Regions from separate parts of the Homo sapiens genome. Here all the other regions are linked to region 1. A link is a contact called in ENCODE Hi-C or POLR2A ChIA-PET data. All regions are on one chromosome and are shown on one strand. The core of a region is the stretch at or near the end of the contact, and the rest is flanking DNA. Distances in the headings are between cores, read along the strand shown. Region 1 holds the start of TCEA3 (transcription elongation factor A3). Region 2 has its middle 7.8 kb from the start of HTR1D. Region 3 has its middle 7.6 kb from the start of MDS2.

Region 1 (3,149 bases), core at 477-2,976:
CCCGTCTATTTGAACTGGAATTTGGCTCAGAATCCCTGGCTGCGCTCTGCCAACCCCAGCTGAGAAAATGCTCCCCCAAGACTTGTGGCTCAGTTGTACTGAGGATTGTGGAGGAGTCTGGAACGGGGAGTGCATGGAGGTTGGGAGTGTCAGGTGAGAAGCTCCCAGCACTCTGCAGGTTTGTGCTGTATCTTTCTGTGTTGGACCTGGCTGCGTAGAAGCAGGTCTTGTTCGCCAGTTCTTAGCAAGCACAGGTCTGAGTCCTACTAAGGGCTTTACATCTCTGTCTCATCTCTCCAATCCTCACCGCTGCCAGCAGAGACAAGAATCCAGTGACATCCCTTCTCCAGAGGCAGATAATCTCATCTCTTTCTTACAGATGAAGAAACTGAGGCTCTGGCCTTTATATGGACACCAACTCATGACTGCCCAGTGTCCACTCTAGGGCTCCCTGCCACTTCATGGTTCCAGTGACCCTTCCCTGGGCCTTGGCTACTCTTCCTGGCTCTAAAACTTCCCTTAGTGTCTCTTCCTTTCCCAGGCTCCTAAGTGTCCTGGAAATGCAGGTGGCTGCAGCACATGGCTACGGATGGTGGGAGGAAGAGGACCCTGGAACAGGAACGGGAGGTGGGAAGGGCATGCTCACCAGGCTCCCTTTTTTTCCCTCCCAGGGTGAGCGCAGGCCCTCCAGGACCCAAGGCCAAATTTGCTCTGGCCAGGCGACCAGTCGGCCGCCAGCCCCAGGCAAAGATCACGGGGAAGATCAAACATTAACTTCCAGCTGGGTCTGCGCTCTGGCCAGGACCCTCCGGTAGGGCTGTCAGCCCTGCTCCCAACCTCCCGCCGAGCCCGCTCCTCCCTCCGCCCTCGCCCTCGCTGCACAGGCCTCCAGCCCGGCCCCCTTCCCCCGCCCCGCGGGCCCCCGCACCTGTTCGGCCCCCGCCCGTCCGGGCCGCACCCCAAGGCCAAGGAAAGGGAAAATTGCCAAAAGAACCGCTCCTGACGCACCAAGCGGTGGGGTCGCAGGATCCACGGCCTTTTACTTCTCTCCCGCAGACCCACTCCGGGGTGCAGGGATGCAGCTCAGTACCCCCGTCAGCCCAAGTTTCTCTGCCACTTCTCGGGCCACCCGGATTTGCCCCCCGCCCCGCCCCCGCCATCGCCGCCGCTCCCCGGGCTTTGCACACGCCAAGCCCTGGGACTCCCAAAGTCCTTTCCCACGTCCAGCTCTCTTCGCCCGCTTTCCTGGGCCCTGCACTAGCTGCCCAGGGTGAACCCTACACGTCCAAAGGGACGTGCACAAGTCGCGCCTCCGGGACCCGCACGATCCCCCTGGCGTCCTGGGCCACGCACACGCCCACCTCGAGGTGCTCAGCAAGGGTCCCCAAGGGGCCTTGGGCCCTGCACCAGCCGCTCCTCCCTCGGGTCCCCGAGTCCCGTACGCGCCCCCATGGCGCCCCGCCAGTACGTCCCCACCCCGGAATCCGGGGCTTGCCCGCGCCTCCCGGGGGCGGGGGCCGTGGCCCAAACTCTGCAGCCTCACCGTGTTCTTCCTGGCCACCATCTTCTCCAGCTTTTTGGCGATCCTCAGCAGCTCCTCTTCCTGGCCCATGTTGGCCCGCGACGCCCGGCGGGGCGAGGGGCACAGGGGCAGCAGTAGGGCCTCGGGGGCAGGAGGCGCGAAGGCGGAGGGCGCGCAACCCGCGCGGGCCCCAAACACACACGACACACACGCCCGGCGGGGGCGGGGCTCTCCCCACCCCCACCCCCCCACCGCCCGCCTCCCAACTGTGCGGGGGAGGGGTGGCGGGCACTAAATATAGACTTCAAGGACTTGCCCGGGCACTGATTGCCCGCGCCGGCCGATCGGGCCTCAGGGGAGGGACGAGGCTGAGAGAGGGGACCCTCCAACTCCGGCCCTTCCAGGGGCGCCGGGGGACCGAAGAGAGATTTGGGAAGGAGGGCTCTCTGGCGAGCTGGGAGGCTGTGACCTGGCCACAGGCGGCGGTCGCGGCGCGGAGGGCGCCCGAGGGTGTCCCAGGGGCCCTGGGAAGCGTTCTGGGCTCCCGCGTCTCTGCACCGTTGCATCTCAAAGCGGGAGGACACAGTTCCGCGCCTATGCCCAAGTGGAGGCAACTCGGTGCGCTCGAATCCCGTGTGTGTGTGTGTGTGTGTGTGTGTGTGTGTGTGTGTGTGTGTGTGTAGATCACTAAATCCAGCTCTGCTTTAACCTGCACTCACTCCATCGTGCACACGGCCTGTGCATGCCACGTGTATCCAGGCTCCTGTTTGCCTCTGTCTACCTAAAACTTCCTTTGCTGGCTGTTTTGTTAGTAAGGCTTTGCATTTTTAACAAGCTCCTATGTGCTGGGGGTGCTGCTGGTCCCAGAACTACACTCTCGAGTAGTGAGAGCTTATCGGGGAGATTCTTTTTATTTTTTTGAGACAGGGTCTCCCTCTGTGGCTGAGGCCAGAGTGGAGTGGAGCAATCAGGCTCACTGCCTCGACTTCCCCAGCTCAAGTGATCCTTTCTGCCTCAGCCTCCTGAGTAGCTAGGACTACAGGCGTGAGCCATCCATCATGCCCAGCTAATTTTTTAATTTTTTGTAAAGACTAGGTCTTACTACGTTGCCCAGGCTGGTCTGGAACTCCTGGTCTCAAGCGATCCGCCTGCCTTGGCCTCCCAAAGTGCTGTAATTACAGATGAGATTCTTTTTTTTTTTTTTTGAGACGCAGTCTCGCACTGTCGCCCAGGCTGGAGTGCAGTGCCACGATCTCGGCTCACTGCAAGCTCTGCCTCCCGGGTTCACACCATTCTCCTGCCTCAGCCTCCTGAGTAGCTGGGACTACAGGCGCCCGCCACCACGCCCGGCCAATTTTTTTGTATTTTTAGTAGAGATGGGGTTTCACCATGTTATCCGGAATAGTCTCGATCTCCTGACCCCGTGATCTGCCTGCCTCGGCCTCCCAAAGTGCTGGGATTACAGGCGTGAGCCACCGCACCCCGCCGAGATTCATTCTTAAGTGCACCAAATTTTGAGAAATATTGATCCAGGTGCAAGGCTGCCAGGTCAGGCCAGTATCCCCTCAGTGGGGTTGGGTTTGGAAGTCATCTTAGTGGAGGGGTGGAAACACAATTGTGCCTATCT
Region 2 (3,149 bases), core at 222-2,721, 200 kb before region 1:
AGATGACAAGGCAAAGGGCAAAATTAGAATTACTGATGAGGGTCTATGTTCAGCTGTGCACATATTGTCTTGATAAACATCTTAAACAACAGAAAACAGGGTTTCAGAGCAGAGAACCAGTCTGACCTCAAATTCACCAGGGTGGGGTTTTTTTCCTACCCTAATAAGCCTGAGAGTACTGCAGGGGACCAGGGCATATTTCAGTCCATAGGACAGACACTCTCAGAGTGGGCATTTATAGACCTCCTCCCAGGAACGCAATTCTTTTCCCAGAGTATTAATTATCAATATTCCTTGCTGGGAAAAGAATTTAGCAATAGCTCTCCTACTTGCACATCCGTTTATAGGCTCTCTGCAAGAAGAAAAATATGGCTCTTTTTGCCCGACCCCGCAGGCAGGCAGACCTTATGGTTGTCTTCCCTTGTTCCCTAAAAATTGCTATTATTCTGTTCTTTTTCAAGGTGCACTGATTTCATATTGTTCAAACATACATGTTTTACCATCAATTTGTACAGTTAGATACAATTATCACAGTGGTCCCGAGGTGACATACATCCTCAGCTTACGAAGATAACAGGATTAAGAGATTAAAATAAGACAGGCGTAAGAAATTATAAGAGTATTATTTGGGAAGTGATAAATGTCCACATTAAAATGAAATCTTCACAATTTATGTTCAGAGATTGAAGTAAAGACAGGCATAAGAAATTATAAAACTCTTAATTTTGGGAACTGATATATGTCAATATTAAAATGAAATCTTCACAATTTATGTTCTTCTGCCATGGCTCCAGTCGGTCCCTCTGTTTGGGGTCCCTGACTTCCCGCAACAAAGGGGTTTTACTCTGTCATCCAAGCTGGAATGCAGTGGCTCAATCATAGCTCACTGCAGGCTCAAACTCCTAGGCTCAAACAATCCTCCTGCCTCAACCTCCCAAGCAGCTGGGACTACAGGCACATGCCACCACAACTGGCTAAATTTTAAATTTTATGTAGAAATAGGATCTCCCTATGCCCAAGCTGGTCTCAAACTCCTGGACTCAAGAGATCCTCCCATCTCAGCTTCCCAAAGTGTAGGATTACAGGCATGAGCCACCACACCCAGCATGTGTGGGGTTTAGCATAACGCTTAGCACACAATCCCGCAATACATTTTGCTCTGATTACTATTAAACAATTGCATAGTGAGTTAGTAACTCAGGGCTTCCTGACTCCCAGTCCAGTGCTCTTTCCAGTTCCCCATGGTTCCTGCATCTACTGGAGTATAATCAGGGGAGGTGTGGGGGTGGTATGTGTGTGATCACATGTCCGCTGTCCTTGGGGACAAGTGCCTTGTGTCCCCCAGCCCATATCTCAGTGCCTCTCGCCATGCCTCTTCTCTGTCTTTGAAGCCTTCCCCGTTCTCCCCCCTTGACCAGAGTCCAGAGACTCAACCCTAAATGAAACACGCAATGAAATGCCTGATAACATCCTTTCACCTCCCATTGCAATTTCCTCTGGGCCAGATGGGGTGAGGCTGAGCCTGGGAAGGAGCCAACAGGAAATTCCCGGGGAGCAGCAAGGGATGGGTGTCCAAGGGCAGTCAGTGATACCATCTCCAGCATCGAGCCTCTGAGCCAGGAAGAGACAAGTCTCGCAGGAGAGGTTTTGCTGTTTGTTTTCCTCGGGCTTGACTTCTAACGAGAGAATTTAATTAAGAGCTCGATTGCCTCGCCTGGGGAATAGGAATCCGAGGGGATGGCAGAGCTGAGGCCGGTGGCCGAGGGGAAGGGAGGGAGGGGCCTCTTTGGACTCAGATTGAACTGTGATGGGCTTAAACTGCCCCAGAGAAGTTCGGCTCACAGGGTCTTTTGGTCTAATCCCAAAACAAGATTCTTCTCCTACAGGAACTTGTAAGTTTTAGATTCTGTGGTGCAAATTAAAAGACATTTAAACCAGTCAAGGAAACAGGCAAAGTTTGATATTCCCAATTGTTCCCACTCACACTGTTAAAGAAAAAATTATTCTTATTAATAATAAGGCAATGGTGGGCTGGGCATGGTGGCTCACACCTGTAATCCCAGCACTTTGGGAGGCCGAGGCAGGTGGATCACTTGAGGTCACGAGTTTGAGACCAGCCTGGCCAACATGGTGAAACTCTCTCACCTGGGCCTCCCAAAGTGCTGAGATTGCAGGCATGCACCACACCATACCCGGTTCCCCCGGACCTAGAAGGAGGCCTGCACACATTAGACCCACAGTAAGTATTATTTCCTGAATGAATAAAATAATATAAAGCAGGCTTATTAGTTTCCTCACAGGACTGTGTGAGGTTTCCAGTTTGTTCACAACCCAACTCCTCCCTCCCCTGCTCATCTGCGAAATGAGCATAGTAAAAGTATTTACCTGTGTTGGCAGGCGCATGTGAAACCATGCCGGTCAAGTGTTTAGCATGGGCCAGGTGCATAGTAAGTGCCCCAGAAAAATCAGGGGGTTGAATAGACAGTAAAGGTTTACTCCACACTTGTGTGTGATATGGAGAAAACTCCAGAACTCAGGTATAGGATGCAGGAAGACAAGGGTCTGCAATGGGGGAGTCCAGGCAGGAGGCTGTCGCGAGAGGTGTGGGTCCTGACTCCAGGCAGTGGTGTGGGGAAAAAGATGAGGAGACAAAAATTAGGACTATTTCTGAGAAGTTCACTAGTTTTTTGTTTGTTTGTTTTGTTTTGTTTTGTTTTTTGAGACAGAGTCTTGCTCTGTCACCCCGGCTAGAGTGGGTGATCTCGGCTCACTGCAACCTCCGTCTCCCGGATTCAAGCGATTCTCCTGCCTCAGCCTCCCAGATTCAAGCGATTCTCCTGCTTCAGCCTCCCAAGTCGCTGGGACTACAGGTGTGCATTACAATGCCCAGCTAATTTTTGTATTTTTAGTAGAGACCGGGTTTCACCATGTTGGCCAGGCTGGTCTCAAACTACTGACCTCAAGTGATCCCCCCACCTCGGCCTCCCAAAGTGCTGGGGTTACAGGCATGAGCTACCATGCCTGGCTGAAGTCCGCTAGGTTCTAACTGGACTGATCCCAGACTTAGGGAGAGACACAGAGAGCATCCTCAGATAACCCCACCACCTTCCAGTCTTGTAAGTCACCCCCCATGTATTGGGCTAACAGAG
Region 3 (3,149 bases), core at 179-2,678, 190 kb after region 1:
TTTTAAATTTTTTTTTTGAGACAGAGTCTCACTCTGTCACCCAGGCTGGAGTGCAGTGGTGTGATCTTGGCTCACTGCAAATTCTGCCTCTGGGGTTCAAGTGATTCTTCTGCCTCAGCCTCCCAAGTAGCTGGGATTACAGGCGTGCACCACCATGCCCGGCTCCAATTTGACTTTATCTTGAATCCATTTCCTCTCCCCATCCTGCATTTCAGTCACGTTTCACGCCCTTTTCCTGAGCACACTACCCCCTTTCTTGTCTCTGGACTTTTCTGCTGGAATCCGTCTCTGTCCAGCACGTGCCTTGCCCCTCTCCCCACCTGAGCTACAACCATTTTTCAGAGAGTCCCGTCAAGGCTGACTCCTCTGGGAAGTACCCCCTGTACCAGCCTGATCCCCCTTGCCCAGAGAGTCGGCTTCCCCCCTCTTCTGTGCTCCCATCACACCTGGGCCTTTGCGTCGTGGGCTAACTGGGACATGAGCCCCCAAGGGCAGGACCCAGCCTGACCTTCCTCTCCACCCTTGGGCCATCGCTGCACACTGCAGTGAGCTCCATGGGTAAAGGGGAATGCCATCCGGCCCTTCTCACAGGGATCCTCCTGGCTCATCTCATTTGGTTCTTGACTCATCCTTGACTCTTTAGGGCAAAGAGGCACCTGGAAGAAATAATTACAGTCTTTGCATGTGGGTAGTACTTCGCAGTTTACCAGGTGTTTCTGAGTTTCTCATTGGTCTTTATATGTCTGTGGGTTTCAGGGAAGTTGTTGTCAACCCCATTTTACAGATGGAAAGCTTGGTTCAGAGAGTTAGGGATGGAGCCAATCCCCAGTCTTGGGCAAGCCCCTGACCCTGAAAATCCTTTTGTGATCCAAGCCCCCCATTTCCTAAACGTGTGCTGAGAACCAGGGAAAACCGGGGTATCCAAGTAAGAAGAGGGAATGCAGATTCTGGCCTGGGCTAACAGCAACAGTAATAATGACCCCACGGCAGCCACTGCCCTTGTCCTGCTCTGCGTTCCATCCACGTCACGAGCATCATCTGCTTATGAGGAAGGGTTACTCATTCCCATGTTACAGATAAGGAAACCGAGGCCCAGCAAAGCTAAGAGACTTGCCTTTCTTGGCCAGTTTCCTTCCGATGCCTTGGTGATCGCTACAGCCCTTTACAGTTTGTAACTTTAGCACCCCTTTCCTGATCTCTCCAGTCTAGCACTGGTAGGTGGACGTGCTCCCATTTGACAGAAGCAGCAACTGAGGTTCAGAAGTCAAGGGTGGAGCTGGGAGACGGCTCTCAGCCTTCCGATCATGGGAGCGCGCCCAGAGCCTGGTGGCGCAGCTCTGGCGGGGAGGCGGGGAGCAAGCGATAGGGCCGCGAGTGGGAGTCCGCGTCTCCTCCCCGCCAGCCGCCGCCGCCGCCGCCGCCGCCACAGCAGAGCCTGGCTTCCCCGCAGCAAGCGCGGCAGGTGCGCAGCCGGTGGCGGCGTCGGCGCGGCGGGTGCGCCCGCGTGGGCGTGGGCGAGGGACCTGGGCGGGCGGGGCCCCACGCCCATCCTCCCTCCCCCCTGCCCTCTCTCCCGTGGCTGGCGGCAGGTGAGTGGGTGTCGAGGAACCGCCAGGCAGCGGAGAAAACAGGACGCCGCAGAAATCAGATTACTCACCTGCAGCTGCTACTACCCAGGGCTAATAAAAGCAGAGCTTCCTGTTGTTTCTTTATTACCGCCCTCTGCCTCCCTCCGCCCCAATCCGCTCCCAGCTGCAGCCAGAGCCCTAACTGATCGCCAGAAACCGGTTGCTTGGGGTCCAGACCAATCCAGTGCCTGAAATACCCTCTGTGCCGCACAGGGTTGGGTTAATGCTTCCTCAAGGGTGGACTTCGGTCACCTGCATGGGAACCACCTGGGGTGCTGGTTAACAACACACATCTCCAAATACGGCTTCACACCTGCTCGATCAATTCCTGCAGTTTGGGGCCCAAGAGCAGAATTCATAGGAATCTCAGGTGATTTGTAGGCAGGCTGAAGTTTGAGAACCACCGAGTCTGGATGTTGTAGGTTCAGATGATGTGGGTTTCCTGTTCTCAAATGCGACCCACAAGTTAGGGATGAAACCTATCCCCAGTCTTGGGCACGTGGGGCAGAGCCTCAGTCTGCTTATTTGTAAAATGGGGGTGAAAATAATACAGACCTCTCAGGACTGACTGAAACAAGGCTCAAATGGAGAATACACTTATCGTGATTCCTAGCGATTGCTCCTGGAGTGTATAGACCAACCAGGACTAGGCACGGAGTACCATCCATGGAGTGTGAGGGGCAGGATGAAGAAGCAGGCAGAATGGACCTCGGCTGGGAAGGGGCCATGATTCACCCTGGGTGCACTGAGAAAGACTTTTCACCGTTGAGCTTCTCCAGAGTCCAGTCCCCCTCACACCAGGAAAATGTTCCTGCCCAGGGCATGGACAACCCTGATGGCTAGATCCAGTGACCTCTTCTCAGCCCTTCTGTGACACCTGACTCTGGAGTGGACCTCACCTTTCTCCTCCAAGCTGTCACCTCCCTCAACTTCAGGGCAAGTTTGGATCCCCTTCTTCGTCTTCCTCCTATCTAGCTAGCAGCTCCCTTGCAGGCCCCCGCAGCCCTTCCTCCTCCTGCCTCCGCAGTCATGGGCACCTCGGCCTACTGCGCAGCCTCTACATCCTCCCAGGACAACTCACCCACTCCCAGTTACCTTCTTTAAGCTGAGCTCTGCCCTTCCTGAGTCCCTGATTCATAAACACAGCACCTCCTAGACATCTCTGCTTGGCAACTCCCCTGCATCCAACTCAACTTGACCAGCTCCAAACTCATCATCTCACTCTCCCCTGCCACCTGCCTCTTCTGGTTTCTCTGTCTCAGGGCAACACACCTGGATATTGTCCCAGGTGAGGTCTGCTCCTCAGCTCCTCATCCAGCTTTCCAATCCAATCCATTTTATCTCCCCAGTTTTGCTCCAGAATCTGTCCCCTTCTTCCTAGTCTTCCTGTCCCTCTGCACCCCAGGTCCCCTAGTTCAGGACTCCATAATCTCTCACCTGGATGATTCTAACAGCCTTTTTTTTTTTTTTTTTTGAGACCGAGTCTCACTCTGTCGCCCAGGCTGGAGTGCAGTGGCGCGA

The links. Hi-C counts contacts between places; a loop is a spot of excess contacts on that map. ChIA-PET counts read pairs that join two places held with the same protein, here RNA polymerase II (POLR2A). Pooled maps may share reads with other maps.
Region 2: a map with no recorded cell type shows a loop between it and region 1 (2.2-fold over the local background). The contact joins the enhancer-like site here to the promoter of TCEA3 in region 1. A Hi-C loop is called at or near these places in 1 of 37 single-sample maps with no recorded cell type. POLR2A ChIA-PET finds 5 or more read pairs at or near these places in 2 of 52 experiments (HepG2 and common myeloid progenitor, CD34-positive).
Region 3: a loop to region 1 is called in a pooled map, with 2.1 times the contacts of the local background. The contact joins the enhancer-like site here to the promoter of TCEA3 in region 1. A Hi-C loop is called at or near these places in 1 of 50 pooled maps. POLR2A ChIA-PET finds 5 or more read pairs at or near these places in 4 of 52 experiments (B cell, CD4-positive, alpha-beta T cell, H1 and 1 more).

Annotation. Positions count from the first base shown.
Region 1 is chr1:23,423,022-23,426,170 of GRCh38, forward strand. TCEA3 (transcription elongation factor A3) reads right to left here and starts at 1,727. Exons shown (of 11, transcript NM_003196.3): 1 at 1,544-1,727. The coding sequence starts at 1,612. It overlaps LOC124903875 (a long non-coding RNA gene), which reads left to right and starts at 1,845. Exons shown (of 3, transcript XR_007065535.1): 1 at 1,845-2,140.
Region 2 is chr1:23,223,698-23,226,846 of GRCh38, forward strand. No RefSeq gene overlaps it. Among named protein-coding and RNA genes, the nearest start is that of HTR1D, 7.8 kb to the left of the region's middle. Within about 2 kb of position 1,472, at least 3 of the 41 ENCODE cell types and tissues checked have a DNase peak (open chromatin) inside an H3K27ac peak, as active enhancers do.
Region 3 is chr1:23,618,168-23,621,316 of GRCh38, forward strand. No RefSeq gene overlaps it. Among named protein-coding and RNA genes, the nearest start is that of MDS2, 7.6 kb to the right of the region's middle. RefSeq lists enhancers at 845-1,345, 1,346-1,846 and a silencer at 1,352-1,621. Within about 2 kb of position 1,429, at least 9 of the 41 ENCODE cell types and tissues checked have a DNase peak (open chromatin) inside an H3K27ac peak, as active enhancers do; they include B cell, where a contact is called at or near this core.